Linked DNA regions of Mus musculus: all the other regions are linked to region 1. A link is a loop called in an ENCODE intact Hi-C map of the cell type or tissue named here. Cell type or tissue: heart. All regions are shown on one strand.

Region 1 (2,500 bases):
CGCTGCAGTCATCTGCAAGGCTGAAGGTGTAGTTGGTGGTTTCTGTACTCACTGATCAGTGGTAAGCACTGTACTTGGACCAGAAGCCTTTGCTGTTTCTGTGGGTCTGAGGCCTTGGGGTCCCCGATGCCCACCATGTGGACAATACACATTTACTGAGGACTTCGTACACAGCTCCATAGTCATCTCAGTGACCTGCTGGTTTCAGGGGCGCACGCACTGCCTGTGGGTGCTTTATGTATGGGTCACTGCAGTGCCTCTTGCCCCTGTCTCAGAAACAACTCGACACTTAGCCCAGGAACTGAGGTAGCTCTAAGTGCAATGAATGGTCCTGAAGAGACTAGACATCGCCATGACCGTCTTATGTACACACGGGCTGCCATACCATGTACAGGCTTGTAGCCCCAGGAGGTGGCATGGCCAGTGTCCCTGTGAGTGCTTTGCTGGTGGCAGCTCTCATCTTTCTGTTGGTACCTTGGGGACCAGCCCCCTTCCTGCTTCCCTGAGCTTATCTTCCTGTGGCAGACAAGATCTCTGCCTGGGAGGTGCTGGGCTCTGCAGCTGTGCTGTGGGGCTTCTGACTTATGTGTCCTCACCTCTTGCCCTGGGAAAAGGAGTGAGGCTGGTCTGGAGATACCCTGTCCCCGGCCAATAAACTCAGCTTTGTCCTATGGGATAGAGGGTCTTGCCTGTGCAATCCTCCCGTGAAGTGGCCTGTGGTTCCCCTGCCTGCTCATTTGGCCGGTGTGGAAGGAGTTGTGGCAGACAGCATGAAGCAGTCTTTCTCCCACCCCCATCCTGCACGTGGTGTGTTACCTGGTGTGCAGAAGGCTTGAGCTGGTACAGTGAGCCTGGTCGTGCTGCTGCCTGGCAGATGGTCACAGTATGCTGTCTGGGGCCGCCTTTGCTGACCTTGGGCACGAAGCTAGAACGTGACCGTGTGCTGTTCAGAGAAGAAAGTCTGCAAGCACACATTTAGATTTTATTTCCAGTTCTCTGTGCCCGCACACTAGAAGACCGCAGAAAACAAACCAATCCGTTTTCCAGATTATCATCTGGACTCTAGCTCCGAGCCGTGGGCAGGCTGAGGCAAGTCCTGCAGAGGAGGAGAGCAGAGCCAGGTGGGGGAGGCTGTGAGAAGCACGGAAACCACCCCACCAGTCGCTCTCGATCATGGGGCAAAGGCCACTGGGAGGCGTGGGGGAAAGAGGTCATTAAGAGCCCTAGGCAGGGTGAGGTGGCCCCAGGAAACCCAGAGTGCACTCCATGGTCTCCTCAGGCATCATGACAGGCTCCTGCCCCATTGGTTGGTTGTATCTTTTCAGACCCTGACCTCCCCTGTGCTTAGCAGAGTGTGAATGTGCGTTTTCAGGCTCCCCCTCCTATGAGCAGCAGGCCTCTGTGACTCTGGCCAGCAGAGGGCAGCAGAACCTCATTTCCTTCCTAGGTCCTGGGGCAGGGGACCTCAGCAAGCGACTTCCTTCTGTGTGTGGAACCCTCAGAGGAGGAGTTTCTTTAGGAATTGTTTAGAAGACTGCTGTGAAGTCAGAGCTATGGCAGCCAGTAGGATGTGCATCACCGTCTCTATTCCACTCCCAGGCTTAGCCTTTGCACAGAGCAGGGAGTCACGGGAACAAGCTCTAGGAGCAAGTCACAGCATGAGTTGACCTTGGCTGCCGTGTTGTGTGTGTGCTGGCTGCTGAGCTGTGGGGTGCTAGGCTGACATACTGGTGGACAAATCTTGTAGAGATGCCAAACACCATGTTGACAAACACGGTCCAGTAACTCTTTCTGTGTGTCCCTTCCAGTGACATTCCTTGGGTCCTCAGTTACCTAGTTGTGGAGTGTGATGCGGAAGTGATTGTATGTGCCAGCCGGGAGCCAGCCGGGGCCTGGTTCTGTCCTTCCTGCAGCTTTAGTATATAAGGTGCCATGACCTATCAGATTCTCTTTCCAGAGCTTGAGCTTAACAGCTGGCCTAAGTTAGTAAGGAAACAAGGCTGCATCTGTAATTGGGACAGGGACATGTTCCAAATAGCAGAACGGGCCACACTTTCATCAGGCTAAAGCTGCCTGTTTTAAGGCCATATAAACAGTTTAAACACGCAGTAGCAGAACATGTAGTAGAATATGTGTGTGGGCTCACCAGCCAACCACACTGCCTGTGTGCCTCCTGTGCTCTGCAGTGAGTGGACCATGTTGAGTGCCCACCTCTACCCAGCAGGAATTGCCCTTCTGTGCTGGTGGTCCGGCCCAGAACTCTTGTGGGACTATTATCTCTAGGCCCCAGGAGATTGGACCTGGTGTATAGGGCTCTTGGGGTCCTGGCATGCTGAGTCTTGAGGATACTTGGATACGGCTCCTTCTCCGTGTCCTGCTAGAGGCCTGGCCTTAGCTCTGTAAGTACAAAGCCAGCCCTGTAGCAGAGGCTTGACCATTAGGGCCCTGCCTCTACTTGGAGTTGTATGAAAAGGGATAAGCATCAGCAGGGACACCTGAC
Region 2 (2,500 bases), 75 kb after region 1:
GAGCTAGAGTAGGGCAACAGAGTGGAATCTGATCCTGGGGCCTTACAGTGTCCGTGTCCAAGAATCGAGGAGAGTCTGAGGCACCTCCCCTGACCCCCCGGAGACAGAGATTCTTTGTGTAGCCTTGGCTGTCCCGAAACTTGCTCTGTAGTCCAGGCTGGCCTTGAACTCAGAGATCCCTTCTGCCTCTGCCCCTCTGCCCCCTGCCCTCTGCCTGCTGAGATTAAAGGCGTGCACTACCACTGCCTGATGAAAGACTCCTTCTTAAGCCCTACCTCCTGCTCCTGAATTGGGCTCTCTCCTGGAGGCAAAGGCTGCCCTGGCAGAGACATAACAGGCCACGAGGTTCTCTAGGCCCTGAACATCATGCCTAGTGGCTTCTCCTTCTGCACTGGCCTCAAATCAGAAAGGAAGGTCATTTGGACATTTTGTCCTGGAGTCCATCTATTTATCTGGCATCACTGGCCAGCCTGTAACCAGCCAGCCTGAGGGGAGCACGATGGGGCCAGATCTGTGGTGATCATCAGCTGTGAAGGCTGTGCAGGGGAATTTGCTCTCTGATCCCAATATTCTCGGGCCCACTCTGGACCACCCACAAGAATGTCTTTCCCAAATGCAGAAGATGATCCACCCAGCAGTGTGCAGAGTCCTTACAGGCCAGGGACAGAAAGCACAGGCTAGAAAAACTCATTGTCTCTGCAAGGTCCACAGCTCCCAAAGGACCAAAGAGCCCATCTGACAGCTATGACAGAAACATCACACCGGGTGGGTCCGCTGGCTGTGGGTAACAAGCTGAGGGGACAGACTTGGACAGGGTCAGGCTCAGCAGCGTGTCCAGAGGCTGTGCAGCCAGGTGTAGTGCCACTGCTCCCAGATGCTCAGAGAGCCCTCCAGCAGACGAAGACAAGCTGTGGCTTCTGTCCATTCCGTGAACAGAAGCTGCTGTGATGGGCAGGCACAGTATTTTTAGACCCAGCGAGCTGTTTGCCACGTGGTCTGGTGTCTGAGCGGGCAGCTCCAGGCGTGAGGAGCAAGTTGTGAACAGTCACACTGGTCCACGCTCCCACAAACTGAGAGGTCTTTTAAGGAAATCCCTCCCCGTGGAGGGGCTGAGTCATCGGCTTCCATCTCTGGCTCCTTAAATAACCGGAATCTCAAATTAGCCATGAGGGGGGAAAAAAACAATCATGAAACTCTTTCTTTATTATAAAAAGGAAGACAAAAACCCAGGAGCTGACATGCAGGGCAGAGGCTGCTCCATTTGTCAGCATTAATCTCGCTTCCTGCACTCGCAGGAAGATTTCCTCTCTTCCTGGAAGGTGCGCTGGAGTTGGAGCAGAACGAGAGGAAACCGGGGAAGGAGCCTCAGCAACAGCCTGTCCGTCCCTGTCGCTGCCCCAGGAATCCTCAAGTGAAACAGTCTCCTAAACACTGGCTGGCAGGAGATGCAAATGGGAGGTATTTTTAGGGCATATTAAAGCACCCGAGCTGTAATTTGCAGACTGAAGCCTGCCCCTCCCCTCCTCGATGAAATCTATGGGAGATGTGGCTCCTGCTTTTAAAAACCTGGCTTTGGGAGTGACTTGGCTGTTCCACACAGGAGGGGAAAGTATGCTCATTGTGCATGCAAACAATACCACAGGCTACAAGACAATGCAGCAAGGGAAAAAAAAAAAAACAAAAAACAAAACAAAACAAAAAAACCCAAAACGTCACTCCTGGCCTTGCCTAGGAATTTTACCCATTCACAAGGGTGAGAGCTGGGTGTGGCCCAGTATCGACTATCAGAGGGAGACAGAGGGACAGGACCAAAGGTCTCCTTCAGTTCCAGAAGAGAAGCAATGGAGAGAAGCTAAAGGCCACTGCACATCACATCCATAGATCTTGCCATGACTCAGGAGGGTTACTCTGTGAGATCCTCAGAGACAGCCAGAAAACCGTGACAAGGTCTGCAAAGGTACCAGCTCACCAGTTCTTCCAGAGATGACCTTGGCCTTGGGTCAGAACAAGAGGGGAGAGATGGACTTGGGATAGAGAAGGGATCCAGAAACAGGCCAAGGGCACTGGGATCTACCTAGGACAAAGAGGATGTTGTGCATCTCTAGGGAAGAGTCCTTGGGGGTGTACTCTGAGCATGCGTGAGGAGATGAGACTGACCTCTTTCCCTCATACTTGGGATCGGATGTGAGACATGAATAAGTGTTGGGAGAAAGTGGGAGCCTTACCTGCACACAGGAAGTGGTGCTCTCACTGTGGCTCAAAGAAAGGGCCACAGACATGAGAGAAGACCCCTTTGAACAGCTTTTTAAAACGTGACAGGCTGGAGTGATGGCTCACTAGTTAAGAGCACCTGTTGCTTTTGCAGAAGACTCAGGTTCGGTGGCCAGCACCCACAGGGTGATTTATTCCCATCTGTAACTCCAGTTCCGGGGAATCTGATGTCCTCTTCTAGCTTCTGTAGGCACCAGACCCTCAAATAGCACACATGTATACCTGCAGG
Region 3 (2,500 bases), 160 kb after region 1:
CTGTTGCTATAGGGGGCACCATTCTAAAGAGTACTTTTTACACTCTACGTATTTGTTCTTTTACCCAGAAAATGTGCCTGCCCTGTGGATGGGCCCAACTGCAAGGAGAGTTGGGTAGGACCACGGGACCGACCTTGGAGCAGAGAGCCCTGGGCCACCACAGACTGCCTGTTGTGCAAGGAGCGCTGAGACCATAGTGTAGCCTCTGATTAGGAGCCAGTGCTACCCAGGATTCAGTCCTTGTGATCCTTTGGTAGGTGCAAGGCTAGTCTGTGTTGAAGAAGAAGGGGACTGCTTAAGTTAGTGACCTAACATTATTTTCACTTTTAAAGTTTTTAACTTGTCTGAGTAAAACTTGTTTTAAAGTACATCAAGTTTGAGGTTCTAAGTAGTTGCCTTCTCTGTTGGGGCTCTTAAGTTTTTCATGATTGAAAAGGGGCCTGGAGATTTGGCAGAGTCTGAACTTACTGATTGGTTCCAGCAAGGTCCCATGGGAGACAGTGGGCAGAGCTTAGAATACTGCAGACCCTGGGTATCTCCTTCACCCACAAAAGCTTTGCCCAGGGAGCTATCCACCATGGCAGTTGACCCCCTTCCTTAGTCTCTGGCCTGAAGCAAACTTTATGTGGTCTGTCTGATTCCCTAGAGTTGTCAGGCTTTTATGGCCAGAGACAATCAAGGCCCATTGACCACCCAGAGAAAGGGTGACTGTACAAAGGACAAAGTCAAGGCCAGGCACCTTCTCTCAAATATGTGTACCCACTAGTGGTCTTAAGCAGAGGCGTGAGCCATCTGAGAACGTTGGCAACATGAAGTGGAACCAAGTGCAGGAGTCTCAATAAGTAATTTAACAGATCTGTGAGGACCCCTAGCCAGGAGTAGGGTGAAACAGAAGGGAACCAGCAACCTAGAAGCCACAGAGAGTGGAGCTGGGAGAGCCTGTGCAAGTGCCCAGGCTAGGGCACAAGTCTAAGGAGAGACTTAGAAGGATTTTGACCTATTCCAAAAAATATGCAGTTTCCATCACACTACTACCTCTTGCCCTCTGCAGTCAACTTCCATGCCCCAATAGTTACCCTGGCTCATTCTGGCCTCAGCATGCCCTGTCTGAAGGAAATGTTCATATCTGCTGTGCAGCTCAGGTATCAAGCATCAGCTCCACCCACTGGCTATCATCTGCCCTGAATCTAAAGCAGCTCTGCTGAGTGGTGTCTTCTGGACAGCAGGTGGTGCTATCAGACCACTCCAGAGAGAGCAGGCAGGCAGCAAGATGAGCAAAGCTGTTGAGTGGATGCGGGGACATAGCAAGTAGACTGAGTTACAGTCCCTCCTGTTTAACATGGAAAGTGTGGGCTTGCTATCCCCAAGAAGGGTGCATGTGTTGTTACCACTTATTTTTTATGGTGTATTAAAGAGTAAACGCAGTGCTTTCACCGTAGTTGGACAGTGTTGTTGCACGTAGACACAAGAGTCTGAAGGTTGGCATGCTAGCATGGCTCTTCACCTCAGTCAAGCCCTTTAGTGCAGCATCAGTCCTGACAGCTTGAGAACCACCAAAACTGAGACATACCTGCCAGTGCTAAGCAGGTCTGCATGCCCCGGTGAGCCCAGGATTTGTCCCAGGGCTACCTCATGTGACTGGCAGATGGAGATTCGGGGAAGTAAGAGAATGGGCACTATATACAGCCTGGTCCATTAGAGGTGGAGAGGCTTTTGGTGGATGCCATGGAAATGTATGGACTATGCACATGATGGACTGTATAACTCCATTTTAAACAAGCATGGTGTTAATCACTGTAAAGCAATCGATGGGTGTCTGTTCACCTTCATACAGCCACTCAAGTGAGCTGGTACATGTGTAGGGACTGGTAGGGTGAGTGAGGACCCTGAAGCACTCAAAATAGCATGTTCCTTGGGGACCTTTCTGCTATACCCCTACCTCATCTACGCCAGCTTATAATCCAGTGTAGGCTTTTCCATTTCAGACTCAGACCCTGCCTAGATGCATCCTCCTGTGGACCTGCAGACACCCTGTGCTCTCCCTTCTGTTCTCCTTTACGCTCTTTTTGGATTCTACCTTCCTGTCCAGGAAGCTCCTGGCCAAACTTCTAAGCACCATGGGATGCTTGCTTCCTACTTTTTGCACTGCCGAACCCAAGTCCTGACTTGTGTTCCTCCATTAAGCCTTACCCCTGACTGTTCCCTGCCAGCCTCCAGCATTCTTAAAACTAGGTCAGAAGCAGATGAAAACTCCTGGTAACAGTCCTGCTTCAGTCCTCTCTGTTGAGTGGCTGCTACTTTCCCTAGGAAATCCCACATGCTGAGCCCACGGACCCCTACTTTCATCTCTGCTTAACGGCTTCGCAGTTAGGCGGGTACTAACTGCCCCTAGACACTGCCTACAGGATATGCATGCTTGATGCTAGACACTGCCTGCAGAGCATGCATGCTTGGGGCTCAAGGCCAGCTCCCTAACCAGCTTGAGGCCCACTTCCTTTCT

The links. Hi-C counts contacts between places; a loop is a spot of excess contacts. Peaks named below come from ENCODE experiments on the same cell type or tissue, not always from the same donor. Only the 100,000 strongest peaks of a DNase experiment are listed, where the experiment ranks them.
Region 2: it touches region 1 in a loop (4-fold over the local background); 5 of 42 quality-filtered maps call a loop at or near these places.
Region 3: a loop joins it to region 1, with 4 times the contacts of the local background. A loop is called at or near these places in 22 of 42 quality-filtered maps.

Annotation. Positions count from the first base shown.
Region 1 is chr10:77,508,762-77,511,261 of GRCm38, reverse strand. All of the region lies in intron 2 of Fam207a (family with sequence similarity 207, member A), which reads left to right. Among named protein-coding and RNA genes, the nearest start is that of Fam207a, 5.8 kb to the left of the region's middle. In heart, a CTCF peak has its summit at 1,404 (motif pointing right); DNase peaks (open chromatin) are centred at 571, 1,411 and 2,481; H3K27ac peaks cover 1,115 bases.
Region 2 is chr10:77,433,437-77,435,936 of GRCm38, reverse strand. No RefSeq gene overlaps it. Among named protein-coding and RNA genes, the nearest start is that of Gm51791, 2.4 kb to the right of the region's middle. In heart, no CTCF peak of the experiment used is centred here; DNase peaks (open chromatin) are centred at 356, 1,016 and 1,326; H3K4me3 peaks cover 843 bases; H3K27ac peaks cover 1,547 bases.
Region 3 is chr10:77,352,278-77,354,777 of GRCm38, reverse strand. All of the region lies in intron 2 of Adarb1 (adenosine deaminase, RNA-specific, B1), which reads left to right. Among named protein-coding and RNA genes, the nearest start is that of Adarb1, 65 kb to the left of the region's middle. In heart, a CTCF peak has its summit at 1,204 (motif pointing right); a DNase peak (open chromatin) is centred at 1,207.